Linked DNA regions of Homo sapiens: region 2 is linked to region 1. The links are chromatin loops, found by intact Hi-C in ENCODE. Cell type or tissue: PC-9. All regions are shown on one strand. Each heading gives the region's core, and the rest is flanking DNA. Links, peaks and the distances in the headings are about the cores only. Region 1 overlaps ARHGEF28 (Rho guanine nucleotide exchange factor 28). Region 2 overlaps ARHGEF28 (Rho guanine nucleotide exchange factor 28).

Region 1 (16,197 bases), core at 4,411-12,410:
TGTTCTTTCCACCCATTGCACTACACATTCACGTCATCTTTCACTAGACATGCAGTGCAGTCATCTAGGGAAGCAGGTTCTAGGAAAGGACCATCCTTTGGAAACAGACACTTGTTGATATGCAAAGAGTTCCTTGAGGAGATCCTGCTGCTCAGGCAGGGAGGCTTTTAGAGGCTGAGACTGTAGAGGGACTTCCGTTTCCACCCTTTGTCCTCAGAGCCGCTCCTCCCCTGATAAGAAGCCGCAAGAGAAATGGCTTCATATGGGTCATTCTCAAACTTCACAGCAGTGCTTCTACCCATCTACTAAATCCCTGAGATTATGTCAATATTGCCAAAGCCACCCCGTTGCTCTGCTCAGGAGGCTCGACCTGTAAGGCCCCTGCACAGAGGGCCCTTGGTCGGTCCGTGTGCATCAGCTCCACTGTGGTGTTTGCCGCTCTCTGTTGTCATCTTCCAGGCGGAGGGGTCCTTGAGGTATTTTATTCCTAATACCTAGCACAGTATCTGGCAAATGAAAGCCATTTAGCATTTGAGGAGTTGAATGACAATTGGCTGTTAAAATCTCTACGGTTTGTGTGTATTTAAATTACTTAGTTTGAATAGTCTGTACACTGAATTGTTCACTGTAAAATGGACACTGAGAACAAAATGACCTACTTCTCCACAGTTTCCTGTCCATATTAACGCTATCTTACTATTCCATTATCTTCATTAGCACAATTTTACTATTCCAGGAGCCACTTGCCCAGGCAAATGAATGATTGCTCATTATAGGAACCTTCCACAAGACTAACCAACTGTTCAGTAGAAACCAATAAAAGGCAGTTTGAACCCTAAAAGCAATCTTAACTACATTATGATCCTTCCCGAGTCCTGATCAAGCTCCTTTCCTGTCCAACATGCCCCACCCACCACCATCCCCAACATTAAAAACCCTTATAAGGCCAGGCGTGGTGGCTAATGCCTTAATCCCAGCACTTTGGGAGGCCAACGCGGGAGGATCACTTGAGCCCAGGAGCTCAAGACCAGCCTGGTGAATGTGGTAAAACCCACTGTCCACAAAAAATACAAAAATTAAACAGGCATGGTGGCACTCGCCTGTGGTCCCAGCTAATCAGCAGGCTGAGGTGGGAGGATCGCTTGAGCCCAGGAGGCAGAGGTTGCAGTGAGTGGAGATTGCACCACTGCATGCCAACCTGGGCCACAAAGTGAGGCCCTGTCTCAAAAAAAAGACCCTCATTAAGCCAAACTTCAAGTTCTCAATAAATTCTCACCTCACCTCACAGCTCCCCCTTCAAGACACCTCTAAGGCCCTGTGGAGGTGGTGTTCTCCCATACCATAGTAGGCAATAAACTCAGCTTTGTCCTACCTGCAGGCTGTGGTAATGATGATACTTGGGAAGCCAGGTTTCTACAAAGCTCTAATTTGAAACAATTAGAAGGAAACACTCCACCATAAATGAATGCAAATAAAAGGCTTAGTTTACATTTTTAATTATTTATATATCTATATCTATAGAGATATAGATAGCTAGATCAATGAATGTAAGGCATTATACTTAAAATATGTAAATGAACTCATCACAGTGAAATGCCACCAACTTACCAGTATATTTACTCTATCAATCATCTGTGTGACATGGAACACTTCCCCTCAGTAAAATAACATTCAAAATACCAAAATATCTAAAAACAGACAAGGCAATACACTCCTGCCAGACATTTGTTTAATATACTTGATATCTTCAGCTTTATGAAAATTAAAAAACTATGTTAGCTATTAGAGAACTTATCTTTGACTATTTTATCCTTTAACTTTTGACCATTATACTCCTTTGAATAAAAAGTGAGGTTTTTGTTTTTAGATTCCCAGCAGGGTATCTAAAATGTTGGATAATATTTGTATTTTTCTTCCTTTTTAAATAATAACCAGGAATAGACTTGTTAAGATCAGGTAACAAATATACATATGCACACATATGTGCATGTGTACTCCCCAACACAGGAAAACCTGTCAGCATGAGATATTAACCAGGCATACTAAGATGGAATTTCTCTCCTTTTTTTTTTTTGAGATGGAGTCTCACTCTGTTGCCCAGGCTGGAGTGCGGTGGTGCAATCTTGGCTCACTGCAACCTCTGCCTCCCAGTTTCAAGTGATTCTCCTGCCTCAGCCTCCTGAGTAGCTAGGATTACAGGTGCGCGCCATCACCCCCAGCTAATTTTTGTATTTTTAGTAGACACAGGTTTTCACCATGTTGGCCATGCCAGTCTGGTCTTGAACTCCTGACCTCAGGTGATCCACTCGCCTTGGCCTCCCAAAGTGCTGGGATTACAGGCATGAGCCACCGCACCCAGCCCGGATGGAATTTCTAAGACATATCTCCTAATCTGAATATAGTGAGAAATATTCCATAGTTGTATGGATTGTAATTTTCTTTCCCCTCCCAAAAAAATGATCAAAAGGGAACATCTAAACCTTTTGTGTTCCCTTTTCAAATTATACCATTGGTAAAGGAAAGCATGGTATCAATTTAAGTAACACTTTCTGCCATGTCTGGTGCAATGCCCTAAATACCATTGAACCTGGAGTGTATTTCACTGTATTCAACCTGACCAACAGTGTGAGTGTGGGCAGATCTGTTTCCTCTACCACGAGAGCTCTCCAAGCTTGTTCTGCTAATCCAGCTCCCTCTTCTCTCCTTCTGGCTCCATCCTCACATCTTGTTCAATGAGAGAGAACAGTAAACATGCAGGCCTGAATGGCTCACTGTTGCCTCTCTTTCTGAGAATCTACCCACTTCCCGGGGAGGAGGTAAGGCAGGGGAAGAGAGAATCTTCTGATGTTTAAAGAAAACAAATAAAAACTGACCAAAATGTTGTAAGAGAGAGCTTTCTCATTCAGTATGAAAGTTCAGAGTGCAGAGCGAGGCAAACAGCTTGAAATAGGAAGCATCATGACATATATAAATAATTCTGCCTGTTATAGAGTTTCAGATTTCTTAACGGCAGCCAGCAAAACAAACTGTGGAAAGAGGTTATACAATTTGGCAGAGGTGGGAGTGTTTAAAATAATTTCTTAAACTAAATAAATGTCTCTTCCTGTTTGGTTGGTGCCAGGAGTTATTTGAACTAATGTAACCAATGCAGAATTACTAATAATTGCTGTAATGGCAAACATTAAAAGGTACGACCTATAACATCATGAGAGCATGAAAACCAAGACACAAAAAGGAACTGAACAGGCTGTGCCATTCAATAAGCCATTCCTTACTGCATAACAGGAGTCCAACTGCCCCAGATAGGAAGGGAGTGTGGAGTTTGTGCTTCTCACTCTGCCGGGCATCAGTTTCTTTGCCCATGAAATGAGTCTGTCACAATAAAGATCCAAGGTTCCTAAGAGTATTCAATCCTGTCCTAACTCTATGGTTACTATCTGCAAAAACAGCACAGGTCAAAGCTTCCAGGCATCTGAAGCACAAGGGCAAGGAAGGTCAGACAGTTTAAGTGTTACTAAAGGAAAGTGGTTTTGTTACTGGTCAATTTAGAACCATTACCATATCCACACAAGATCTGGCCATACCTTTCAATTAGCCAAAGGCTTAGCTTGGAAGATTAAAGAATAAATTAACCTCTCAAATGTAGGCTAATCGATCATAACCAAATGTGCCACTCTGTGGGGCGTATTGATAATAGGGGAGGCTGTGCATGTGTAGGGGCAGGGAATATATGGGAAATATCTGTATCTTCCACTCAATTTTGCCATGAACCTAAACCTGTTCTTAAAATGTCTATTAAAAAATAATAAAATAGGTTAAATAATTAACCAAGGTCTCCAGAACTCACAATCACTGCTAGAGGAAATGTAAACTGTTACAACCCCTTTGGAAAACACAGCAACATTATCTAATAAAGTCAGAGAAACTAACGCAAATCCAGTCCACAACAATTCCATTCCTACCTATAAACCCTAGCAAGAAACCATGCAAAAAATATAAATGGTCAAAATTCAAAGTAATCTTAATGTTCATCAATGGAATAAATTGCAGTGCAATCATACAACAATATTCTAACAATCAAAATGAATTACAGATTAACACAGAAGGAAGTAATGAATATAATGTCAAAAGGGAAAAATCAAGTCACAAAATACACAGGATATGTTTCAATTAATATGAAGTTCAAGAAGAGTAAAAGTTAAAATTATTACTTAGGCATATATACATACGTTGTAACACTGTAAAGAAAAGCAAGGAAATGGCTACTATAAAAGTCAGCACAATACCTGTTAGGAAAAAGAGAAGAATGTGACTAGGAAAGGAGGAGGGGTATTTGCACTCCTGAGGTCCATTGGTATGAGTGTATCTCTCTGTTTTTCTGTCTCTGTCTCCCTCTGCCTCTCTCTCTCACACACACACATATATATATACACATACAGACACAGGGTAAAATATTTTTTCTGATATTTGTGTGTGTATTAGTCCATTTTCATGCTGCTGATAAAGACATACCTGAGACTGGGCAATTTACAAAAGAAAGAGGTTTAATGGACTTACAGTTCCATATGGCTAGGGAGGCCTCACAATCATGGTGGAAGGCAAAAGGCACTTCTTACATGGCAGCGGCAAGAGGGAGCTTGTGCAGGGAAACTCCCATCTTGAAAACTATCAGATCTCGTGAGCCTCATTCACTATCATGAGAACAGTGCAGGAAAGACCCATCCCCATAATTCAATCACCTCTTACCAGGTTCCTCCCATGATACATGGGAATTGTGGGAGTTATAATTCAAGATGAGATTTGGGTGAGGACACAGCCAAATCATATCATTCTTCCCCTGGCCCCTCCCAAATTACATTTTAAACCCAATCATGCCTTCCCAATGGTCCCTCAAAGTCTTAACTCATTTCAGCATTAACTCAAAAGTCCACAGTCAAAAGTCTCATCTGAGACAAGGCAAGCCCCTTCTGCCTATGAGCCTGTAAAATCAAAAGCAAGCTAGTTACTTCCTAGATACAATGGGGTTACAGGCATTGGGTAAATACACTCACTCCAAATGGGAAAAATTGGCCAAAACAAAGAGGCTACAGGCCCTACGCAAGTCTGAAATTCAGTGGAGCAGTCAAATCTTAAAGCTCCAAAAATGATCTCCTTTGACTCCATGTCTCATATCCAGGTCACACTGATGCAAGAGGTGGTTTCCCATGGTCTTGGGCAGCTCTGCCCCTGTGGCTTTGCAGGGTAAAGCCTCCCTCCCAGCTGCTTTCATGGGCTGATATTGAGTGTCTGTGGCTTTTCCAGGCACACAGCGCAAGCTGTCAGTGGATCTACCATTCTGGGGTCTGGAAGATTGTGGCCCTCTTCTCACAGCTCCACTAGGCAGTGTCCCAGTAGGAACTCTGTGTGGGGGGTCCCACCTCACATTTCCCATCCACACTACCCTAGCAGAGGTCCTCCATGAAAGCCCCACCCCTGCAGCAAACTTTTGCCATGGACATACAGGCATTTCCATACATTCTTTGAAATCTAGGTTCCCAAACCTCAATTCTTGACTTCTGTGCACTTGCAGGTTCAACACCATGTGGAGGCTGCCAAGGCTTGAGGTTTGCAGCCTCAGAAGCCATGGCCCGAGTTCTGTGTTGGTTCCTTTCAGCTACGGCTGGAGCAGCTGGGATGCCAAGCACCAAGTCCCTAGGCTGCACAACATGGGGACCCTGGGCCCAGCCCATGAAACCATTTCCTCCTAGGCCTCTGGGCCTATAATGGGAGGGGCTCCCATGAAGCCCTCTGACATGCCCTGGAGACATTTTCCCCATTGTCTTGGGGATTAATATTCAGTTCTTCATTACTTATACAAATTTCTGCAGCCAGCTTGAATTTCTCCTCAGAAAATGGGATTTTCTTTTCTATTGCATTGTCAGGCCAAAAATTTTCCAAACTTTTATGCTCTGCTTCCCTTATAAAACTGAATGCCTTTAACAGCACCCAAGTCACTTCTTGAAGGCTTTGCTGCTTAGAAATTTCTTCCGCCAGATGCCCTAAATCATGGCTCTCAAGTTCAAAATTCCACGAATCTCTAGCACAGGAGCAAAATGCTGTCAGTCTCTTTGCTAAAACGTAACCTTCGCTCCAGTTCTCAACAAGTTCCTCATTTCCATCAGAGACTACCTCAGCCTGGAATTTATTGTCCATATTGCTATAATCATTTTGGGCAAAGCCATTCAACAAGTCTCTAGGAAGTTCCAAACTTTTGCACATTTTCCTGTCTTCTTCTGAGCCCTCCAAATTGTTCCAACCCCTGCCTGTTACCCAGTTCCAAAGTTGCTTCCACATTTTCAGGTATCTGTTCAGCAGCACCCCACTCTAGTGGTACCAATTTACTCTATTAATCCATTTTCATGCTGCTGATAAAGACATACCTGAGACTGGGCAATTTACAAAAGAAAGTGGTTTAATGGACTTACAATTCCATGTGGCTAGGGAGGCCTCACAATCACAGCAGAAGGCAAAAGGCACTTCTTACATGGTGGCGGCAAGAGAGAGAGCTTGTGCAGGGAAACTCCTATTTTAAAAACCATCAGATCTCATGAGACTCATTCACTATCATGAGTATAGTACAGGAAAGACCCACCCCGATAATTCAATCACCTCACACCAGTTTCTCTCATGACATGTAGGAATTGTGGGAGTTACAATTCAAGGTGAGATTTGGGTGGGGACACAGCCAAACCATATCAGCATGTTTTCTTGCTAGGGTTTATAGGTAGGAATGGAATTGCTATGGAACAGATTTGCTATGAGATATTAGTTTCTCTAAATGTATTAGATAATGCTGCTGTGTTTTCCAAAAATGGTGGTAATAACTTACATTGCCTCTAGCAGTGATTGTGAGTTCTGGAGACCTTGGTTAATTATTTAACTTATTTTATTATTTTTTAATAAGACTGATGTTTAAGGCCCTCTCCAGAAAAATTAAATCAGAACTTCTGGGGCAGGGCCAAGTCATCACACTTTTCCAAATATTCTCAAGTGATTCCAATGCAAAGCCAGAGTTGGGATCTGCTAATTTAAATTAATAAGTGGTTAGCAAAATACAAACCTATATCTTCCTTTTATAACACAGCCTACCCAGTCAGCTCTTAATTAAGATCTATTAGGTATAAGATTTTACCAAAGAACAACAAAAAGAGTTTTCTGTGAGTTTTACAAGTTATTTTTAACCTACATTACTTACTGCTAAACCAGGAAAGAGCTTAAACATTTAGCAAAATATTAAAGCAAAAATGTGATGGATACCATAATCTAAAAGCAAATAATATTTTTCAATACAAGTTAATTCAGAAGTACTTATATTTTTTAGGGCTAAGTAATGTTTCACAACACCTGAGTGGAGCCATTGAAATGTATGCAACACAATACGTTTTTGTTTTGTTTTGTTTTGTTTTTTGTTTTTTGTTTTTTTTTTTTTGAGATGGAGTCCTGCTCTTTAGCCCAGGCCGGATTGCAGTGGCACACAGTCTCAGCTCACTGCAAGCTCCACCTCCCAGGTTCACGCCATTCTCCTGCCTCAGGCTCCCGAGTAGCTGGGACTACAGGCACCCGCCACTGCGCCTGGCTAATTTTTTGTATTTTTAGTAGAGACGGGGTTTCACCATGTTAGCCAAGATGGTCTCGATCTCCTGACCTTGTGATCCGCCCACCTCGGCCTCCCAAAGTGCTGGGATTACAGGCGTGAGCCACCGCGCCCAGCCCACAATACGTTTTTAGAAGACTAATTTTTTTTTGATTCACATTAAATTCAACTCATTAAAATAAGTTTTATTCTGATTTCCAAAGCCACATATGTATTCATGCAGGTCTCAATTTGTTCATCTAAGTCATTCAGTAGACAAACATTGAATGAGACCATTATTATCTGCCAGGCCCTGTGGATACAAAGATGAGTGTGGTGGTCCCTGCCCTTGAGAAGCATACAGCTAGCTTACTTTTGTTCAGAATAAAATACAGATACTCTTTGACTTACGATGGAATTATATCTCAATAAACCAGTCATAAGTAGAAAATAGTGTAAGTTGAAAATAGGTGTTTTGTAGATATGATGGGATGGCCAAACACAAAACACAATATCCAAAAACCACTGGCCACACAATGCACTGTGGAGTATTGACTGATTACTCTTGTGATTGTGTGGCTGGCTGACTGGGAGCCGTGGCTCACCGTTACTGTCCAGCATCACAAGAGTATCATACTGCATATGGCCTAGCCCAGGAAAAGGTCAAAATTCAAAATTTGAAGTACACTTTCTACTGAATGTATATTGCTTTCACACCATCACATTTCACACAATGATAAAATCAAAATCATAAATCAAACCATCATAAATCAGGGACTGTCTATAAATATCTGGCCCATGAAATCACTATGTGATGAACTACAGCTCTAGGCTTACTTCATTGTTTGTAGTTCTAGACACAAAGAATGTGAATAGAAGTAAGGAAACTGTCTGGACTACAAGAAAACAAATCTGCATGTTAAATTAATTCAACCTACATCATGTATCATGATATGAAAATTTACAGATATTTATAAAATGCCAAAAATGATGAACAAAAAGTACAATGAAAAAAATTATTAAAAATTTACATAGAGAGTAGAAGAGAGAATTTGGCATGGGTATCATACACAATCTTTAAGATGTTTTCAGGATTCTCAATAAGAATGAGAAAAGGGTTGTGCCTTAGAGCATCTTCCATTTACACAGCCTACTCAGAGCTCTGGCATGTAGATAAACAAATCAGCCTTTTGTAAACAGGAGATCTGAGGTTGGTGAGTCCAGGATAGGAACTGCAAATACAAACACACTCATAAGAAAGACATGAAATCAGGACATTCCACAGAGCGCAAGACCAACATGGTTGGCATGGCTGGATCATAAGCCCAAAAGGTAGAGGAGGAGGACTGAAACAAGCATAATGGCAGGTTTTTCCTCCCTAAAACTTGTTTTCTGCTTCAGCACAGTCGAGACACTCATATTACAACCACCTCCGGCTGAAAATCACCTGAAAATAATTTGGGAAAACACCCATCACACACACATTCATTCCAGAAAATTCACATAGTGCTGTATAACACTGGAATGTACTTCCTGGATTTTGCATCTCATATTGGCAAGATATACTTTATTTTAGCTTGTGGAACGAATACTAAATCAGTTGCAACTTTAAAAAGTCTTCATCAGAATTTCAAGATGGCAACTCAATTTTTGACCTTCACATTCTGAGGATATTTCCAAACTAAATTATGCATATAGCCACCAGTATAAGATATTAAGAATCCAGATACAACACTGTATGGTACAAAGATGGGGAGACCAAGGATTCAAAGCTCTGGATTTGAACACATAGCAAGCCTCCAGCTAACAGCTAGAATGAAATGGAAAGCCATTTAATTCTCAAGTTTCAAGTTGCTTGATCTGTAAAACGGACATGATAACTGCCCAGCCTACTACCTGGGATTGCCAGGGGGCTGTAATGAAAATAACAAATGGGACAGGGCTGTCAAGAACTATAAAAGCCAGTATTGGGGGGACTAAGCAGTTTTACACATTTGTCTGATCTTTTTAATACAAAAAAACTACAATAAACAGTCACTAAATAGATATGTGGTATGTCTGAAAACAATTTTCCTGTGGTCACAATTTAAAGGCATAATTGTAAGGAACTAGCTGCCTGCTTACCGTGCACTGTAATTGCATCAGATGTGCTATTAAGACAAATGTGCTGTAATCCCATGCTTTGGGCAGCAGGCGGTCATTAGGTGTTGTAAGTAGCAATTATGGCATACCTCCTCCTTTCCAGCCTTTATCGATTTTTCTTTCATTTGTTAATGTTGCTTCAAGGCTATGATTCAAGTCCACCATTCATTTCACTCAACAGATATTTGCTGATAGCCAACTGTGTGCAGGCACTCTTCTGCAAGATCTCCCCTTATACCCCAGATGAGCTAGAATTCTCAGACGCCCTCCCACTTGACTCTCCAGGGACCCTGTTCTGTTTGGGAGACAAATGAAAATACATTGCAGTCTAATTTTATTATTGACAAGCAGAAAAAGTGTGGACTCATCATGCCTCGCAGATGGCCCTTTGAAGTCTGCATTGGAAGTCTGCCTTCAAAGACAACCAGGAAACTGGCCATTCGCCTACAGCCAGGCAGGGTCCATTCAGTGCCCTTGCACTGGAAGCCAGTGTCTTGTGTCCAAAGTCCCGGATTGAGAAATATTAGAAATATTACACTCTTTGGGTATGAGCTACAGCTTCAATGGATGATTTCATCCTTTCCTTCACCTGTAAGGCACAATCAACAAGGGATATTCTGGTGAGACTAGAAGAGGAAGGTAAATGGGATAAACCAAACCGGAAATCAGTATAAAAGATGCTGCCATATCTGGAGGGAGGAAGGGGAGGTTGGAAAAAAGTCAACCAGGAATACAGATGGACAACGATTATCCATGAATGAAAAAAAGAAATGAACCACCACACCAACATTTCTTCTTTCATTCTTACTCAGTGTCAGTGACTATGATAAGGATTTTACCTTTCTTGTTTCTATAAAGAGCTAACCTTTATTCAGCACTTTATATGCGTTATCTCATTTAATCCTGACAGCCATTCTATGATGTATGTACTATTACTATCCTTATTTTATAGGGGCAGAAACTAAGCCTTGACATAATTATGCAATTGCTTAGGCTCACTTAAGTAGTATATGGAACATGAAGGATTTGAACCTAGATTTTTCCACCTCCAAAACTCAAGTTCTTAACTATTATGCCTCTCATTATACAAAGGATGGCTTGAATTGGCCCCAACTGCAGTGATATATCTCATGTACTTGTCAAGGAAAAATACATTAAAGCCAACAACAAAAAAAAATCAAGACTATAAAAATTAAATGTGTTGACAAGAAACATAGGAGAGTCATATACTACAAGAATTGGGGACTACTTTTTAAAAATCAGGAATTGACTCATGTAATACTTATATACCTGTATCTCCTATTATAAACTGCAGATGGGAAGATGGGAGTAGTGAAGAAAAATTTATACAAGAATAAAAAGCTCAAAATAGATTTTGTTGTTGTTGTTTTGTTTTTTTTTTTTTTTTTTTTGAGAGGGAGTCTTGCTTTGTCACCCAGGTTGGAGTGCAGTGGTGTGATCTTGGCTCACTGCAACCTCCATCTCCTGGGTTCATGCAATTCTCCTGCCTCAGCCTCCCAAGTAGCTGGGATTACAGGCATGCACCACCACGCCTGGCTAATTTTTGTATTTTTAGTAAAGACACGGTTTCACCATATTGGTCAGTCTGGTCTTGAACTCCTGACCTCAAGTGATCCACCCACCTCAGCCTCCCAAAGTGCTGGGATTACAGGTGTGAGCCACCACACTCAGCCTCAAAATAGATTTTTTTAAAGAGGGCAAGGAAAGATAGAACCAGCCAGGTGTGGTGGCTCATTCCTGTAGTCCCAGCTACTCAGAGGCTGAGGTAGGAGGATCGTTTGAGCCCAGGAGTTGGAGACCAGCCTGAGAAATATAGCAAGACCTTCATCTCTAAAAAAAAAAAAAAAAATTACCCAGTTGTGGTGGCACACACCTATAGTCCCAGTTACTAGGGAGGATGAGGAAAGAGAATCACTTGAGCCCAGAAGTCTGAGACCAGCCTGGGCAATACAGCGACACCCCATCTTAAAAAAAATCAACAAATTGAGAGTGAGGGAAAAATAAGCAGAAGGAACTTGAGCTGAGCAAATTCTAAGGACCCAGGCTCACATCCGTCACTCATGCTTCTCCTCTCCTCCAGATATTGACCTGATGTGTCGCCACTCACAGTACACATACATTCTCATGTCAAACTTGCAAAATAAAAGCAACTACAGTTATAGGTGTGGAAAAGGACAGTAGGTATATGGGGACCTAGGGTAGGATTACAGAAGATTTTTTGAGGTTTCTATCCATACAGCTTCATCCCCACACCAAGGCTTATATTTGAGAGAGTCAAGACAAGGCCTCTTAAACAACACTGGGCCAAGTAAAGGGGGACTTTGGAACAGGACGCACAATTATTCATTTCCCTAAGAATGTACCATCTCTTCTGGCTCCCTGCCTCACTCTCCTCCCCAGATCTCTCCTACCCAACTTTTTCAATCGTGGGGATTTTAACCTCCAAACATTGGTAGTTTTAAAACCAATGTTTTATCTACAAACCAATATTTCATTTGGTTTGTAGATAAAATAGTACAAGGACAACTGCCAGCATTCAAATCCCATTAAGAAATCTATGAGAATAGCAAAATTTTAACTTTCTCCTTCAAGGTTATGAAGATATTCCTTGGTTACTGTCATTTTTTAAATTCAGCTTTAATCCTCTGCGTGCAAGCAAAAACTGCTATATGCATCCTGCTACGTTTTAAGGGGAGAAAAGCCCCAGAGGAGGTAAGCCAGGAATGGGACTTCAAAAACCTTCTACAGTCCCGAATCCTTTGGGAAGCACATTGGGTAGGCTGTTTGCTTCCATTTACATTTTTTGTTCTTGAAAATTATAATTGAGGGAGAGAGAGTGACCGGAATCCAACTCTACGTTCTATTTCCCAGAAGTGGGAGTAAGTGCGTAATTCTCTATTCCAGTATAAGGGCCATTGTTGCCAGACAAAAGTAGGAAGCTTATTTTTTAAGGAAGAGTTAAGCTGCTGTTTCTTATTTAACATGTAGTACCTTAAACAGAGAATGTGTTCAATAAGAGTTTACCTACTTAAACTGAAAAATGAATTCAAATGATTGGGGGGAGAGGAGTCCTTTTCCTTAGAAGTTTAATTCTATATTAAATTCTTTACTGCCAGAAAACATATTCCTCAAAAATTAAAAACTACAAAAGGAATGTAAGACAAAGAAGACATTTTAAAATTAAGGATTTAAAGCTTCACAAATAATATACATATATATAGCTGAGAACTGTAAAACAATTTTATCGATTTACCATCATAACAAGTGCCATAGGATCTAAAGAACATTCTCTCCACCCCTAGTGTTCATCCAGTGGGTTGCCTTAGCAACAGAAGGAGTATACTACCAGCTTGAAATGTCAGAAAAGGTGTAGAGATGTTTGTCCCATTAGATACTATCAGAATTGACAGAAGGCTAGACAGCAATACTGAGTGTGTACACAACCCCTTGAAAAATGTCAAGATTTCCAAGAGAAACATACAAAACCCCTGAATCAGTTGTTACCCATAATGTATTGATTTCAAAACTTAAAAAAAAAAAAACACTGGAAACTTGTATTTCTTGTATTTTGTAATAAATCTGTCCTTTATGGGTTTCCTACCCACTGGTGTTTCAGCTAATGTTATTTCAAACTTGCTGTCCAGTACAGAGCTTTATGGCAGAGTAACAAAGCTGACATTTTACTTCATCTGTGGGCCAGCAAGTAAGTCTTATAAATCAGTTTGCCCTTCTCTGGTTAGTAAGACCTGGACACAGTGCAGTCATCAGGCCAACCCACAGTGCCAGGCTCTGGGGCCTTGCTCTATTTTCTTTCTATATCTACAGCCAGCAGACAGTATTCAAAGATAAAACCACAAGCCACGCTCCATTTCAAACATTAAACAAATCTTGCTTCCTACTGGCTACAGATCTCTTTTCTGTATTCAAAGAAAGAGAAACAGATATTTTTCTCTGTCAAACATTGCTAGGCCACATATTCCCTTCTCTTGTTGCCTAGAAGTTTCAGGGTATGTGGCTTGAAGCAAGATGTGGCTGTCACATAAAATGAGTAGTTCCCATCCACTCTTTTGTAATGAACTGTTAATTCCTATGTAATGGCTTTTCCTGCAGATAAGAAGCAATATTAAAACTGCTTTTTAAACTTAAGTGAACACCGAACAATCAAGACACATTTTAAGAACTGCTGGACCAAACATCTACTGTTCCCCAAAAAGCTATTGAATTAAAAATAATAATAAATTTAGGGGAAAAAAAGAACTGCTAGATAACCCTAACTCTTATAAACGTCTTCTAAAGTCCTTTCGGGCCTCTGTATTTCTTTTCCTTTTCTTTCCATTATGTGTAAAGCATAGAAAAACAAACATTCTCCTTCAAAAGGAACTAATTTATGAAGACCCTATTCAGGCAAGAGCAGAGCGTTATACTAACGACCCTTCTCCATAGTAAGAGCATCACATTACTTTACCTATACATTACATGTGTGGGCCATGACAAGGTTTTCTATATTTCCTTTAACTTACTACTCATTATGCTGTGACTTGTACTTGGATTTGTCCTTGAAACTAACAAATCATTTCTCTAATTTCTGGATTCAAGTTTAAATCTGTTGTGGTTGTTATAACTCTATTGGTGTTATTTGCAAGTTAAGGAGTGTACTCTTAATCTGACTTTTGGAAAATATTCAATTCTTAAGCCACCCTCAGTGGGTCCTGCTAGTTCCACCAATTGGTTTTCTTTGGGGACAGCTCTCCAACCAACCATGGACCCACAGAATGAGAAGCTGGATCCTCTAAATACATCAGCTGTGTTGAAGTCCAAAACATTCCTATAGAAGAGTTCCAAAAGTTCAATTGGGTTACCTTAAAATTTTCTTTCACTCATAGAACCAATCACAAAGGCAGGAGAAAAGCTTAACTCTTTAAACCTGACGAAGCAATCTGCCAGGTAATACTTTGTTTTGTTAAACACTTTAATATTTTTGCCCTGCAGATTCAATTCATGCTAGTACCTTTACAAAACCAGGTTTGGCACTTTGCGAGGCCGAGGTGGGTGAATCACTTGAGGTCAGGAGTTCGAGACCAGACTGGCCAACATAGTGAAACCCCATCTCTAAAAATACAAAAATAAGCCAGGCGTGGTAGCACACACCTGTAATCCCAGCTACTCAGGAGGCTGAGGCAGGAGAATCATTTGAATCCGGGAGGCAGAGGTCACAGTGAACCAATATCATCCCACTGCACTCCAGCCTGGGCAACAGAGTGAGACTTCGTCTCAAAAAAAAAATAAAAATAAAAAATAAACAGGTTTGGTTATGTTTTTATGATGGATATAACAAAGAATGCACCTGTTCCATAATGAGCAGAAGAACTTCTGCCTGTTAGGAGACCTTTGATCACATGAACTACTTTTACCTAGACAACTGGAAGAGTCCAAGTTCGTTTTTGAAAACAATAGTAATTTACTCTGGCAAAAAATATCTTGAGTCTTCCAAATTGTTATATATTAGTTTGTAAGTGTAAACATATGTGAGAAATATTCTTTATATGACCTCTTTGTTTTTTTAAGGAACTGGGCTTTATTTTTCTCTTAAATTAGAAATCCTAACCAGGACAAGCTCGACCTACTCCATAGGTTAGGAGAGAAGCTACTGTGTTCACAGGAACGATGCCATCTGTCTTTGGAGATACCATTTGTAGTACCCTTGGGTTCTTTACCCACATGGCAGCCCCTCACTGGTGTTGGCAAGCTTGGTGCTTGCCAGCCATATCAAGCTACTGGGAACACAAGTGGAGGGAGGTAGTTTGATGGAGCAGGAAGGTCGAGGGGGCTTTCAACTCCAAAGTCATCTGAGCATCAACACATAAAACATTAGAATGTGTTATCCCAGTTAACCTAATTGTCAAAATTATACAAATCTCTGAGAAAAGATTTCTGCTCAAAAAACAAACAAGCAAGAAACCCAAAACAAAAAAATAAAAATAAATTGTGAGATTCTGTTGAATAATTATATTACTATTCAATGCTTTACTCCAAATTTGGGCTTCTGAGACCCTGCACAAGGCACTATTATGAATGCTATTTCATAAAAGGAATGGTCTTAATTTTATGAACTAGAAATCCAATTTTATTTATGGTCTAAAATTAAATAAAATCTGGGATATTTCCTTTCCTCAAACACATAATGAAGTTGCATTGTGACTAATGACGGGTAAGATACAGGGCTGAAAGAAGGCTCTGCTTTTTGTTACAAGATCCATGCTCTACTCAGACTCTGGCCTTTTTCCAGATTCCCAGTCCTTCCTAATAACTCTCAATGATTGACAAGGGAAAAAAATGAGAAGTTCATTATAAAATGCAAAGAATACAGTAATGTGTCACAGCAGGGTTTTGATCACTCTTCCAAGACAAAGTCATTACAGAAA
Region 2 (16,197 bases), core at 3,419-11,418, 64 kb after region 1:
AGCAATCTTATTGCTGAGTATATAATCAAAGGGAAATTAATTGGTCTACCAAAAAGATATACATGCACTTGTATGTTTATTGGAGCACTATTCACAAAGCAAAGAAATGAAATCAACCCAGATGTCCATCAATGGTAGAGTGAATAAAGAAAATGTAGTACATATACACCATGGAATACTATTCAGCCATAAAAAAGAATGAAATCAAATCATGTCCTTTGTAGGGCCATGGATGCAGCTGGGGGTCATTATCCTAAGCAAATTAATGCAGAAACAGAAAATGAAATACTGCATGTCCCCAAGTATAAGTGGGAGCTAAATATTGGAACACACATGGACACAAAGATGGGAATGACAGACACTGGGGATTATTAAGGTGGGGAGAAAGGGAGGGAGGTAATGGCTGAAAAACTACCTATTGGCTACTATGCTCAGTGTCTGGGTAGCGAGATCAATTGTGCCCCAAACTTCAGCATCATGCAATATACCCATGTAACAAACCTGCATATATAACCCGTGAACCTAAAATAAAAGCTGAAATTAAAAAAAAAAAACTTTGACAGTAAAGCTAAAGTGTTTTGACTGTAAGACAAAAAGAACCATATACAAACTCTTTATCTAGTTGGTAAATCTATATTCTAACAGGGGACAGGTCTATATTCTCTCAGAAGGTAGAGGTTAGCAATATAAAACTACAAGTATACTAGGCTTGAAAATATAGTAAATATATTGTAGATCATGATAGCCAAATTTCCCATTGTCAGAGAAAAAGTCATAAACAAAGAGTGAATACTAGAATGAACTTTGTGGTATTAGACTGGAATAAAAAAAATCAGTAATACCAGCCAGGATAGGATTACTCATCAACTTCTATTTTCCAGAGATATACATAACTTTTCATACTAGAAAGTACAAAAAATTTTGCCATTAATAGGTACTATGTTCATTTTGGGTTTTCTCTTTGTATTTAGCTTAATTAGAACAGAACTAATGACTTTCTTTGGTTAATGGAGAGAGATTCTTCCAAGACAATAAAAAATTCACATAAGTTAAAAATGACTTTACAAATAAAAAAAAATAGAAATCCATGAGCTTGCCTCTGCATACTAGTCAGGGACAGTTAAATTAAATTGACCATATGGCTATATTCAAGAATACATAGGATAATAATTTGCATCTGCATATCTGGAAATTCCCCAATTTCTGCTCAGATTCAGTACTAAAAGACCATTTATAGGCCTGCTCTTTGGAACTCCCCAGCTAGCCCACTCTATCAAGCCTTTCTCCTATGTGAGACTGAGATAGGAATGCCATTTCCTGGACAGAGGCAGATATGAATCCCCACTAAGCTTTGGATGGCCAAACCATAGCCATCCACTTACTGCCAGGTGGATTTCCTTCCACACTTTACATACGGACACCATCACTATCGTCACAAAACAAACGTGCCTTCCAAACATTCCAAACTTCTGAATTTGCCTCTCTGCTCTGGTCACAGGCAGCTATGAGACCAGCCAGGAAGAGCCAGGACTTAGGGGACACTGATTATAAAGTCCCACTCTAGCCAGCTGCTCGCGTAGGGTAGAGCATGTGATGCTTTACTTCTGGGGGCAAGGTGGCAGCCACACAGTCCAAGGGGAGGACCTGGGGTCAGCAGGGAGGTCAGACTCAGATGGACCAGAAAACAGCAGATTTCAAGTGACCAGGCCAGGATCCCAATTCTAGCACTCTCAGCTCTGCAGAGCCCAAGCTGTACAGGGACAGGGCTACTAGTCTAGAACAAGGTAGGGTACCCCTATTCACTAAACAGCCCTGCAAGTTAAGGACTCAAGTCATACATTATTCATACACATCCTCAGATAATCATATTTGCTGATGCTGTGGCCATAGCAGGAAGGGAGGAGAGAAGAAAGCGGGGAGGAGGAGAGAGGGCACCTACCAAGGAAGTTGTTTGCCCCGCTGGCAGCATCTTGACCTCCCCTAAGTAATGACTTCTGGTCTTATTCAGGGCACACACTGGGATGTTTTCTCCCAGTTTTCTTAGTTGACCTAGAGCTTCCTTAAAAGTTGAGATTTATAAATATAAAACTAAGTATCATTTTCTTTTATGTAAGCTTCATTCATTCATTCAGTCAATAAATACTTACTGAGTGCCTACCCTGTGCCAGACACAGTATCCAGAAATCGGCAGGAAAAACCAGAAGCAAAGTTTCTGCTCTCACAGAGCTCATATTCAAGTGAGAAAACAAACTAATTGTGATACATGAACTTCAATAGACTCTTTTTTTTTTCAATGTTATATGTTTCTCCATGGGATATTTAACACAGAGAAATCAAAATCATCGTCAATGTGGTTTTGTTTCTGGTTTTTGTTGTTGTTTTTGTTGTTGTTGTTTTGAGACAGAGTCTTGCTCTGTCGCCCAGGCTGGAGTGCAGCGGTGTGATCTCGGCTCACTGCAACCTCTGCCTCCCGGATTCAAGCGATTCTCCTGTCTCTCTTGGTTTATTTTTAATGGGCTTCATTTGAATAGTCTACCTTAGAGGCTAAGGACAACAAACTAGACTTTGTCTGCTTCCTGTCCGGGCTATTTCAGTTCCTTCGGACAAGAAGGCTGCCTGAAGGAGTGTGGCCCAAGGGTGTGAAAATGCAAGCCCCTTCTCTGGCTCAGCTCCACTCAGAGCTTTGATGGCTGCTGGAAGTTCCACCCTTCTGGGTAAACAGTTTATTCCACCAGAGTTCAGCTAAGTGTACCAGCATAATAACGCAGTAGTTGCTGAACACCGCCACGTGCTCAGCACTTCTGAAACCTGGGTCTAAGCAGACGGTAGACAGGGAGTCACTGGTTTGCACTCACCTGCCTACCAATAAGTCACTTCATTCACTGCCAGGGTCATTTCTATCATTGGGGGTCAACATTTGAGATGACAACATGGTCTATGAAAACATATCCTTCAAACACCTAGGAGAGTCCAGGAAATCACAATCTCTGAAAACTCTAGCCAGAGACTGGATTTCCCTTAGCCCACAGCAAGTACTCTAAAATGAGGACTCCTTCAGCAGGCTGCCCTTATCCCCAGCTCCCCTTCCCATCCCATTAAATCAAAACACAAATCCACATGGCCAGCTCTTTCAGAGGCATGCACACAATGGCCACCAGGTGGTCTTAATTTATGGAAAAACCAAGAAGGACAGTGCTAATCACAGTATGAATAGTCTAGTCAATAAGCATGTATTGAGTGCTTATTATGTGCCATGTGCTGCTTGATGCTCACATCAAATGTCACATAGTTTAAAAAGAAAAACAGCCAGAAAGAGAAAGACAGTAGGTGGAAGGTATAAAGTGGGCAGGCATCAACAGAGAAGGTGAGAGCCATGGATGAGTAAAGAAGGTTGAAACTGAGCTAGAACAGAGGAGGAAGAGTGTAACGCAAAGAGGTGGCAGTGAAGTGTGTATCTTTAAAGTGTTTTTTAAGCCTGATTCAGTGGTTGGGTTGCTTGCCTTGGTTGCTTCTGTCCCAACGTGCCAATGGCTTTCAATAGACAAAAGCACCTCCACTTCTGTTTTAAATGCTTTACGCAGACAGAGCAAATCAAGGGGTTAATTGCCACCTATAGAAAAGAGATCACAGGACACAAGTAGAAATATCATAGTTCTAAAATGTCTAAATACCTCAGTTCTCAAAATGTTAACTCTTTCAACATGCACATGAAAGTGTTCCATCTACCTCTCCAAGTTGTGTACATGAACCTCCTGTCCCCTTCCGGTCCTGTCTCTGTTAAAGATTGACAAATAGTAGTGCAGACATCACAACACACCAGGATAACATCCCAGTGAGCCAAAGTGCCCTGACTATTATGGGACTTCTGCTCAGATGTGATGACACCGTGGTGGCCATCACGGCCAATCACAAATCCCAACCAAAGAGGTTTAACAACTGTATGATGAGGCAAAATGTGGCCTTTCTGGGCACACATTTTATGTTTTCCTGCCTTTATTTAAAAAAATAATAGTAATGGGCGGGTGTGGTGGCTCATGCCTGTAATCCCAGTACTTTGGGAGGCTGAGGCAGGTGGATCACTTGAGGTCAGGAGTTTGAGACCAGCCTGGCCAACATGACAAAACCCCATTTCTACTAAAAATACAAAAATTAGCCAGGTGTGGTGGCACACACCTGTAATGCCAGCTACTCAGGAGGCTGAGGCAGGAGAATCACTTCAACATGGGAGACAGAGGTTACAGTAAGCCAAGGTCGCTCCACTGCACTCCAGCCTGGGTGACAGAGTGAGACCCTATCTCAAAAACTAAAATTAAATAAATAAATAATAGTAATAATAATCCTCTGTGGGTTCACAGCCAGGCTTCCTGCCTCTGCACTGGTCATGTTTGCAGTTAGACAGGCTATTTGGTCTTTTCCATGTGACAACCTATGAAAATAAGAAGATTGAAGCAGTTACTTTCTAACAGGTAGATGATGTCCTTTAGTTATTTTAGAAAATTCACTGACCTACCCTGGGTAAGTGAGTAGATTCCCAAAGGGCTGTTAACATCATGAGGACAACATAGTAACATTCACTAGTCTATCTGGGGAGAAGCATAGACCTCCCAGCAACTTGTCTTAGTCAAAGCAGGAAATGTCCTAAATGCCATTTCCCCATTCCCTCCCCATATTCCCATCCACATTAAGTGACTTTTATTTTTACAATTTTTTTTTTTTTTAGACAGAGTCTCACTCTGTCATCTAGGCTGAAGTGCAGTGGTGCAATCTTGGCTCACTGCAACCTCTGCCTCCTGTGTTCAAGCGATTCTCCTGCCTCATCCTCCCAAATAGCTGGGACTACAGGCGCACGTCACATTTTTGTATTTTTAGTAGAGACGGGGTTTCACCATATTGTCCAGGCTTGTCTCAAACTCCTGACCTTGTGATCTGCCCGCCTCGGCCTCCCAAAGTGCTGGGATTACAGGCATGAGCCACTGCGCCTGGTCACAAATTATCTTCTATACCAACCAAGACTTGTAAAAAAGAGTGGAGTTTATACTTCTATACGAAGATAGACAAAACTCATAACACACACACACACACACACACACACAATGCTGGGAAAGGATAAGTAGAAATTTTTAAAGCCTTTCAAGTAACTGAATTAAAGAGAGAGAGGAAAGCAGGCAAAGTCTATAACCTTCCCTCCTGGACTCCTTGAAGGTAGCAGGTGACCACAATAGACTTTTATTTTATTTAAATACTCCTGTGGGCTACCTGACCTCCTCTTCCTCGGGACTCCTGAGTCTGGCCAGGCCCAGGGCCTGAGATCCACCTGAGTGCCGTCCTGTTCCCACGGGAAACCCCCAAAAGGAGCCAAATTCTACCCTACTTTTTCATACCTCCTAAGAGCTTGCCTTCTAGGAATCAAAGTAAAGAATCAATACATTGAGAATCAGAGAACCCCAACCCCTGAAAAAAAATCTAGATTTGGATTTGCAAGGCATTATAGAAATTATTATTGTCTTCAGTACCATTCAGGCAATTTGACTAAGTGCTATCAATTTAACCATGGAACACAGAGTTGCATAAACTGACTGAGCTTTCCCTACTATATTGTCTGTGTGCCAACTGACATTAAAATAGAGATAACCTCCATTCTCTAAACTTCCACACTCTGAACTCTGGCTTTCCAATTGGATTCAGGTAACTTTTTAGATTAATCTATTGTTATCTGATCTATCACTTTTCCTACCCAAACAGATTTAGATATTCTTTGCTATCTAAACTCACCATATAAACTCTTGCTATCTCAACTCAGGATCCAAACACATTCAGATGTCAGGGAATGCCTACAAGTTTAGTGATGCATAAATCAACTTTAATCTCACTCTGAGGGAGGATGAAGATTGGTTGCAACTTGAAAGGTGGGAAGGACCCTAATCAGAAATCCCTACTCCCAAAGGGGCTACATAATCATTTCAAATATCTCTATCAAAATCTATACCATACCACTTCATACTCAGCAGGATGGCTATTATTTAAAAAAACAGAACATAAAAAGTGTTGGCAAAAACGGGGAGAAAATAGGACACTTGTGCACTGCTGCTGAAAATGTAAAATGGTGCAGCCACTGTAGGAAAGTTTGGCAGTTCCCCAAAAAGCTAACACAGAATTACCATATGATCCAGCAATTCTACTTCTAGGTATATACCTAAAAAATTGAAAGCAGGGACTCAAACGGATACTTGTACATTAATGTTCCTAGAGTAATAAAATTCATAGAGGCAAAGAGTAGAATGATAGTTGCCGGGGGCTTTGGTAAAAGGAAGGATGAGGAGTTATCACTCAGAGGATACCGAGTTTCAGCTGGAGAAGATGGAAAAGTTCTACAGATGCATAGTCCTAACAGCAGCACAACAATATGAATGTATTCAATGCCACCAAAACTATACACTTAAAGATTGATTAAATACATGATATGTTATATTTTACCAGAATTTCTGAAAAGAAAAACGATCTATACCAGAGACCATAATGAGACATCACTATACACCTATCAGAATAACTAGAATAAAAAATAGCAGTAATGCCAAATACTCAAAAGGATGCAAAGAAATTGGCTCTCTTGTATGATGCTGGTTGGAATGTAAAATGATACAGCCATTCTGGAAAATTGTTTGTCAGTTCCTTTAAAAACTAAACATACACTTACTATACGACCCAGCAATCATACTCCTGGACGTTTATCCCAAGAACATCCACATTTGAAAAGTTATGAAAATTATGTCCAGACAAAAACCTATATACAATTGTCCATAGCAGTTTTATTCATAAGAGCCAAAACCTGGAAACAACCTGGAATGGTTAAACAAAGTGGAATGGTTAAACAAACTGGAAAAACCTGAAATGGTTAAACAAATTGGACACCTATATCATGGAATATGACTCATCAACAAAAAAGAATGAGCCCTCGATACGCACAACAACTGGTTGTTTCTTAAGGGCATTATGCTGAGTGATTAAAAAGGCAGTCCCAAAAGATCATAAGCTGTATTACTTCACACATATATAACATTCTTGAAATGACAAAATTATAGAGATCAAGAACAGATTAATGGTTGTCAGGGGTTAGGAATGGTGGGGGGAGGGGAGTGAGGGCATATGTATGTCCCATAGTTTATCTACTCATCGATGAAAGCTGAAGATACTTGCAATTCTGAGCCATCAAAAATGCTTCAAAAATTATTCTGCACCCCCATTTTTAACTAAAGACCACATGCAATTTAATGGCTAGTAGCCCCCTCCCATCATCCCAACTTCCACTAAGAGCACAATGGCGGTTACCAATAGAAATCTCACTGACAATGTGTCAGATATCACCTTATATGGCTTATTTTTTACCCCTTTGCCTGGGGGAAAACTCCCTATTGAGTTCAGTCAGAAGTTTTGATACAATATCATATATTTTCACATTTAATCCCCTGCCATCCATGCATAAATACCTTTTTAAAATTCAAAAACACAATGACATATAAGGTGTTCCCACTTCAAAACAAACCTAGTATTTAAAAATCTGATTTCAAACATACAATTTAGTGTATTTATCAAAAGTGTTCACCACTGGGTTTTATTAAAGAGGACACTGTACTGCTAAAACAGGATTTTATGTATAGGTAACTTTTCTAAAATACCTTTATTAATAAATTCTTAATGAAGAATTCAGTAAAGATGTAAAGAACAATAAAAGTCACAATTCAAAATAAAAACAGAGAACTGCATTATTATGAAAGCCAATCTTGGACTTCCCACTGAAAAAGTTATTTAACTCATTTTGTTCCACTAACCCTTGGGATATTCTTGTCTCAACTCACGGGAAGTGTTTTCAGTTTCTTACGAAAATATGCACTATTCCTTTCACACAATATTTTATGGTGACTTTATTTTTTTAATTTTCTTTCAGACCTCTCAGGGATGAATTTAATTTTTAATCAATAAATTGTAATTATACATATTTATAGGGGACACTTTGATATTTTGATATGTACATATTGTACAATGATCCAATCAATGTACTTCGTGTACTCAATCACCTCTTGCACTTATCATATCTTTGTGGTGAGAATATTCAGAAGCTTCTCTTCCAGCTCTTTTGTAATATACGATACTTTACTGTTAACCATAGTCACCCAACTGTGCAATAGAACACCTGAACTTATTCCTCCTCTATAATTGCAACTTTGTACCCACTGACCAACCTATCCCCATCCTCTCCTCTCTCTTATGACTTTAAATGGAAAAAATCTGTGATTCCTGCTAGACTCACAAATTCTTTTTAACTTTTTTCCTCTATTTAAAAACAGATTATACAGTTTGGGCTCATAGTAAAAAATTCAAACAGTAGAAAAGTGTGTATATAGAAGGTATTCCCCACCCCCACTCCAGGAGTTTGGGTATCATTCTAGAAGTGTTCCGTCAATATATAAGTATTTTTCATTTAAAAACACACACACACGGGTTCCCATATTCTCCTACAACTTGTGTTTTTAAAAAACCACCATATTTCATAGATATCTTTCCACTTCAGCACATTCAGACCTCAATCATTCTTTTCAAAGACCAGATAATTGATCTAACCAACTGTCTAAAGATGGACATTGTGATTGATCCCAGTATTTTATATGTAACTTTCTTTACATATTAGAACATTGAATGGGAGTGGGTGAGTCCTAGGAAACATTCTCTCCTAAAAGCTTACATTTTTCATTGGCTAGAAGTGATCAAAATAGATTCTACTGATGAGAATAGACTTTTGAAAGCAGTATGGTCAGGTTGGCAGGTGAGACTCACACATTTTTTAAATCTAATTTATGACTGGTCAAGTAAATTTAAATAGATTAATGCCTTAATGATGGAACTTTATTAGATAATCTGCTGAAAATGAATACTTCATTAATCACTTTATGTTTTCTGTAGATTCATGGTTGTCTGTTCTCAAAAGGATACAAGAAGCTGTTTCCTCTTCCTACACAGTCACTTTCAATAACCACAGCCATAATCTAAACGATAGTTATATTAGATGCTTAAATGTATTGTTTCAGTAACCCAGATTTTCAAATTCCCTCCCATCAGCACGCCTCTGCTCAGCACTTTTCTACACCCAGATGGCCCACAAAGAGAGCCCTCCCGTATATGTTACTCCACAACCTGGTCATTTCTAATTCCAAGGTGGCACAAAAGTCTTTGGCAACTTTATAAAAGGCAACCGTAAGTCTTTGACATGGTGTATACCTGCAACTCTTCCTAAATTGTTTAGAGTTTTCCCCTAAATCAATCTCTCTCTCCTCTCTCCCCTCCCCCCGCTCTCTTTCGTTCTCTTTCTCTCTCTCTCTCGATTCCCCTTATTATTGATCTGCACAAAAGAAGGAAGGGCTGAAGACAAGTCCCTGGGGAAACATGGAACCTTGCTAGCCATGCACCTCAAAAGATTCCCACATCAGGGCCACCTTTCATGACCATAACTTCACGGTTATTCAGAAATTGCACTCCCCACCCCACCACACACACACAAACACACATACACACACACACACATACACACACACACACAGCTCTAGGGGAGAAACTAGGGCTGCCTCTTCTGCCACCAATAATTCCACCATCTGTAAGCAAAGCTTGATGTTCTTCTCTACACTCAAAGAAAAGGGTTCGCAAAATTAAGTATAAGTACATGGAGAACACAAGGACCATCATATAATGTGGTGATGCAGGTAGAGGCTGAAGACATGGGTTCCAATGCCAGCACTGCCCTCACCAGAAGTGTGATGGCTCCAGCCTCCTCTCCCAGGCTCACAGCAACCCTCCCCTCCAGTCAGCCGGTGCCAACCAGTGCAGGCACCCTCTCTCAGACCACGCCTTCTCCTTGGACCACCCTTCACCTGCCTGTGACCCGGCTAATTCCAGTCTCCATTGTGAACCCAGCTCCTACACAGGCTCTGCAGTCCATTTGCCTCTCCTGTGGCTTCAGGAGCATTCTCAGCATGTTCTTATCCAACACTTATCACAATTATCACACATAATCACTTTCTGTAATGATGCGATTGCCTCCCCAGTAGCGAATTCTCAAGGGCAGGGCAGCCAGTTTCCTCCATCTTTGAAAAAAAACTCAGAAACCAGAGGCAGATTTTCCATATCACACTAATGAAGCTTCAAGGCTCCCAAAGACGTCTTTCAATGCTTAGGGAAGACCCTAAGCAAAATGGTCATACAGTCATTTCCTTCTAATCTGCAGTAGCAAGAGACTTTTCAAAATGGATCAAATTTGACCTGTACAAATCAGGGGTGGTCACCAGATTTCCATCAGAGGAAAGCAACAATAACAACATAGAATATCACAAGATTAGCTTGTAATTTGATGTTTATCCAAAGTGTTCTTGGTGGATGATGTTACAGAGAAATTAAAAGTATTCTATGCAGGGTAAGGGGTGGGGTATTTTAACTACAATTTGTTAAGCTGGCTTTCTCTTTCCATTCAATTTCCCCTCGGACACACTCTCCTTCCTGTTGGGTGGCACTGGAATGTCTGAGGGCATTTTCAGGACCTGGATAAGAGGAATCTGAATTGGAAATGTTACGTTTATGGAATTTGCCAGCTTTTTAAGATTTGTTATTTATCGTTATAAATGAATACTCACTTTCAATCTAATTTTATTTTTATAATTGTATTCCTTTTCTGAAAGGGAATCCTTCCAATGGCATAATCTTCAGGCCTCACAAAACCTGCATCTGCCCCTGCCTGTATTTCACTTAGTATTTGAAACTTAAAATCTGTCATGTGAATTAATGCACATACAAATGCACATGGGGCAAGTCACTTAACATCACCATGTTCATCTCCACTGCCAAACGATGTGTGGTTCTGATGAAATGGCTAATGTGTGAAAACATGTTGTAGGGCACCATGAGATGCTCTAATCAACTAAGGTAGTAACTTCATGGTTGCTATGGTTTGAATGTCCCCTCCAGAAACTCATGTTGAAATTTAATCCGCATGTGGTTGTATTGAGAGGTAGGGCCTTTAAGAGGTGATTGGATCATGAGGGCAGAGACCTCATGAATAGGTCAATCTATTCATGATTAATGGGTTATTGTGGGAGGGGGACTGGTGGCTCTGTAAGAAGAGGGAGAGAGACCTGAGCTATCGTGTGAGCACACTCAGCCCCTCAGGTGAGATGGCCTCTGCCATCTCAGGACTCTTCAGAGAGTCCCTACTAGCAAGGCAGCTCTCACTACACGTGCCCCCTCAACTTTGGACTTCCCAGCTTCTAGTTCTATAAGATATACATTTTGTTTCTTATAAATTACCCAGTTTCAGGTATTCTATTATAAGTAATGGAAAACAGATTAACATAATGATTTTTTCAAAGATGCAAATTACAGTAACTATAAGTGCTGGGAGATACTAAGTAAAGAATGCTAAAGAAGGGGGTAAAAAGAGTTCATGTGACATCGTTCACAGATAATCTTTTCTGAGTTAGGAGATTCTTCAGGAACTTCCTGTCTGATAAAGTAAGCTTTTCATTCCCTACAGTTTTAACAAAACTTCCTGTTAAGTTCTAGTTCTCAGCCAGGAATTGTCTACCTCGAAAAGACTTCCTTAATTTTTTATTGCATAATGTTTACATATTCCATATAGTACCTTAAAAATGTTAAGTTTCAAACTCTGAGACATGTTCCCCAAACCTCCAAATTTACTGAAGATTATGATGACAGCACCTTCCTGCTGGACCATCTCTCTATCTCTTCGTGCAGCTGGAATACAAAAACTCAAATGACAGTCCCAGTCCCAAAATAGTGATGGTCACATACCTGCTGGGAAAACTCACAGTACAGAAATAAGCAAACAACAAAATTAAAGAGTGCTCCAGGAGGAGCCTCAACCGCTGTTTATTGAATGGCACTAAATTAGAACTGTGTACTAATTCAACAAATATTTATTATGTAATACATGCCAAGCACTAAACTAGTGTTGGAAAATCAGTGGACAAAAACAATTGTCCACTAGAAGATTATGCCATTGGAAGGATTTCCTTTCAGAAAAGGAATAAAATTATAAAAACAAAATTAGATTGAAAATGAATATTCGTTTATAAAGACAAATTACAAATTTTAATTGAATGTTTGAGTCTCTGTTGTATTGGTGCTTACAATAGAAGGGACACTAAACAAAACAATAACAACAATACTCTCTCAAAATAGAAAATGTCTAGAGGACTATATTAAGGATGTGACATTTGAGCTGAAATCTGGAAAATGAGTAAGAATTCAATTATACAAAGGGGAAGGAAGCAAGAGTATGCTAGGTGAAGACAACCGCACATACAAAGGTCCTGGCCAGGAAGAAGCATGGCATTCACGAAGAACTGAGAGCAGAAGGGTATGGCTGGAGCTTATGGCGTAAAGGGTTTCTGCAGTCCTACATATGTGACCCCAAATCATCTTTAATTATCAACACTTTTGTCAATGGGACCCTCCCCCTAATGACCACAGCCATTGCCTGGAATGCTCCTATAAAGGGTCAGAGAGCAAGCTTGCCTCCCCTCAATGATTCTCCAGAAACTCAATCCACAAACGTTTAGTGAAAGCCTACAGTGCGTTGGGCACTGCACTAGGTATTGCAATGTAATGAAGGGTAACAATCTGCGTTCAGGAGAGGATGCACGGCCAAATGCATAGCTATCCAAGGTCATAACCAACATACCATATTGCATCCCATTCCTACCTTAGTGGCATTCCTGGATATGGAACGAAAACAGCTTGGGTGATGTCCTAGAAATAAGAGAATGAGGAAAGTCCACTAGGGTAGAGAGGACTTGTCTGATTAGAACAGATAAATGATATGGCTGCGAGTTGCGAGATGAATGTAGGGAAATAATACTTGAAAGACATGATAAAGTCTTCACCAGTTCTGAGAAAATGGCAACTCTGAAGAGGCCAGGGGCAATAATCCAAAGGTGAATTAGAACAATGGCTGAGGAGAGAGAGAGGACAGCCATGGCCATCAGCAGGTCTTGATGACTGATCAAGACAGAGGACAAAGGTTGGAGGAATTACAAAAACTCAACTTAAAGCAGGACACCTGGGAGAGTGGTGGGATGGTAACAGAAATCAGGAAGTTGGAAAGAGGAGTTGCTTAGAGGAAAACTTGGAAAACTTTTAAAAAATATAACAGTCTGAACTTAAAGTCAAATCCTGGCTAACTGAGTGATAATAGCAAACAGGCCAGCTGGAAATGGAAGACGAGGCCTGGGCAGAGGTCAAGACGAGAGGGCCCACATGTGGGAGTCTTTCAGGAGGAGTGGTGGTCTAAATAACAAGAATAGATGAGCTCGCGAGAAAAAGAGGGGAAAGCAGAGGGCCCTGGGGAACACCCACACAACAGAGGAGAGGAAAGCACAATAGACAAAGAGATAACTTGAAAAAGAACCAGCAGAGTTCACGAACATTGAAAGTACACTTTTTAAACATAAATCAAATCATGCAACTCCCCCACCAACCTATGGGCATGACCTGGCCCCTCCCACCTCTCTGACCTGTCTCCTCTCCTCTCCCCTCCCTCACAATGCAAGGGCCATGCTGGCCTTTTGTTGTCCCTCAAATACAAAAAGTTCATTTCCACTCCAGGGCCTTCGTGCTTTCTGATCCCTCTACTAGACTGCTCTCCAGGAGATCCCAGAGAGACTAATGACACACACACACAATTCTCTGCCATGTCATAGCCTTGTATTGTCCTAACCCATACTACCATCTGAAATTCTTATTTGTTTATTCGTTTACCTACTTACTTTCTGTCTCCTACTCCCAAGTGCATTCTGCGAGAGCAGGGACGTGAGACCTTGTTTCTCACTCTCTGCTCTTACAGTGCATGGCACTAAATGGGGACTTGAGAAAATAAACACCTTAGATTAAGCAAGAGCAAACTTAGTGACCTTCATAAGATCCGTTTTGATAAAAGTAACAGCATCAAGATATGGAGAGGAAAAGAAGGCAAGAGCTAGAGACACTTATTTAAAACATGCACACCCTCCTCAGGTGTAAGCAGGAGGAACTGCTGAGAAGGTAGTATAGCTAAATCACATCTTCTATAAGGGCTGCCTTTCTGGAATATGGAAATAAAACATTTTACCTGGATCACGTTATTTCTTTTACTGAGGCTTCTCCCAGAGAAAACTCTAACCCATTTCCATCATGCCTAAAATCCTTACTTAGATGGTAAAACATTTTAAAAACTCAAACAGAACAAAAATATCGGCTACTTCAAGTTCTTTATTAAAAATACAGGCTGCACACCACCCAAATTGTGGGAGCTGTCACTGAAATACAGGAAGTGAGGCAGCATCAGACTTTAAGCACACTTGGCACTTACTTACCCACGGACCTGAAACTCACACCCACTAAGAAATTTCTTCAAAGCTGGGTGCTAGGCTGACTCTTCCTGTGGTCTTCTGTAGTTGTATATTCACCTTTGGGCCTTTCCCCAGAAGCTTATCATCTCAGTTGTGACAGTAGGAGGGGGCACCATAAAGTGGCATTGTATTGAGAGAAGAGGGAACTGTTTCTTTCAAAATGTGAAATGGGATGAAGCTAATGGAGGATTTGTAAAATGTTTGTAAGTCAAAGGTTTTGCTAAAGTCTGAGAAGCTTTTCCTCTCTGCTCCTGCCAGAACTACCAAGCAATCTCCTGCAGCAGCTAAGGAGCTTCAGACTTCCCAGGAACTGACATCTCGTGGCTGCTGGCCAGGCTGGGTAAAACAGTTACCATGGTCCTCTCTTTGCTCTATGGCTAGAACTGCTGCTTTGGAATTTGTTTGCCCCCTCAGAAGGAAAACAGGAGACAAGGCAAAGAGATAAAAGCAAGGCCATTCAGAGAGGATAGGAAAAGGTCAAGTTAAGTTAGTAGAAAACAAAAGCCAGCAAAGAAAACCAACTTCAGGGAGCACAGATTAACTGACAATGGCAGAAACACCCCAGCAGGTGGCAATCCTCTGAGATGCACATGCTGCTGTGTTTTAAATAAAGACACAAGTAAAGTTAATATAATTCGCTAAAAACAAATTTGCACAAAGTAAACACGTGATCTAGAAGTTGCATTCAGGCAAAAGCCCTGCCCGATTCCATTGGCTAAGCTAGACTTAGCTGTACTAACCTGTTTTGAAAGACACCCTTACCTACCACCCTCTGACACCTGAGCTAATGAAAATTTCTATTATTTTGAGCTGGGAAGAACTGAATGGAGCAAATGACCATCAATTAATAGGTCTGGCTTCTTGTGAGCAAATGAGCTTCAGAAGGTCAGGGCTTGCCTAGACATAGTTACCAGCAGCATCCTCTAGTGAGATAAAAGAAAAGAGAGACCCTTTAATTTAAGGTCCATGAAGGAGCCCCATTCATGTCAGAAAGCTCAAAGGCAGTTGCAGGACAGGAAAGGATAAAATGGTGCCTTTGAGTACTTGGTCAATGAGGAAATGGAGATGTGGCAGAGCAGTGGGGAAGGTCGTTACCAGTGAAGGTCGGAAAACCCCAGGCTTATTGTGGGATCTGCCACTAACAAATTTTCTGAGTCAAAAAAAATTATTCTTATGACTTCTAATAGAGCATTTTAAAATCCAGAGTGTCAAACCAGCTGAGTTAACTTAGTCAAGCCAGTCAATCTCCCTCTTGGAGACTAATCTCCTCATCAGCAAAGTGAGGGTGCCCAGGCAAAGGTCCCCAAGATGCCCTCATAGACTAATATTTCGAGTTGATGGGCATGAGGCCAGTCATAGGTAGCCCACTGGGGGATGGAGGGCCACCAAGAGAGAAGGGCAGTGTCTGGAGGACAGGATTTCCTTCCACAGGACCCAAAAGCCACAGGGAATCTGCAGGGATCCGGAAGAAGGCCCCTGCTGGGTGACCCCAGAACAAAGCCACCAAGTCACTTACTACCTCAATAAGAAGCTGCTTCCCTGAGCTGGGGAAGAGTCCATCCAGACAACTTGGGCCCTGTCCTCCGGCCCTCCCTGCAGAAGGCTGGGACCAAGGGGAGCATGCTCCACCAAGTATTCATGGAAGCTATACCAACATCCAGAAATTAGAAAAGGCTGAATAGGATAGAGTTTCCCCCACTACCTCTAGACATCAGATTATACCTTCAACACCCACAATGAGCCCAGCAGCAAC

Evidence for each region. Peaks named below come from ENCODE experiments on the same cell type or tissue, not always from the same donor. Only the 100,000 strongest peaks of a DNase experiment are listed, where the experiment ranks them.
Region 2: a loop joins it to region 1, with 2.2 times the contacts of the local background. A loop is called at or near these places in 2 of 110 quality-filtered maps.

What each region holds. Positions count from the first base shown.
Region 1 is chr5:73,757,425-73,773,621 of GRCh38, reverse strand. All of the region lies in intron 4 of ARHGEF28 (Rho guanine nucleotide exchange factor 28), which reads right to left. Among named protein-coding and RNA genes, the nearest start is that of ARHGEF28, 140 kb to the right of the region's middle. In PC-9, for the core only: no CTCF peak of the experiment used is centred there; a DNase peak (open chromatin) is centred at 8,821; H3K27ac peaks cover 2,394 bases.
Region 2 is chr5:73,692,544-73,708,740 of GRCh38, reverse strand. All of the region lies in intron 2 of ARHGEF28 (Rho guanine nucleotide exchange factor 28), which reads right to left. Among named protein-coding and RNA genes, the nearest start is that of ARHGEF28, 74 kb to the right of the region's middle. RefSeq lists an enhancer at 14,635-15,259. In PC-9, for the core only: no CTCF peak of the experiment used is centred there; a DNase peak (open chromatin) is centred at 6,970; H3K4me3 peaks cover 553 bases; H3K27ac peaks cover 2,971 bases.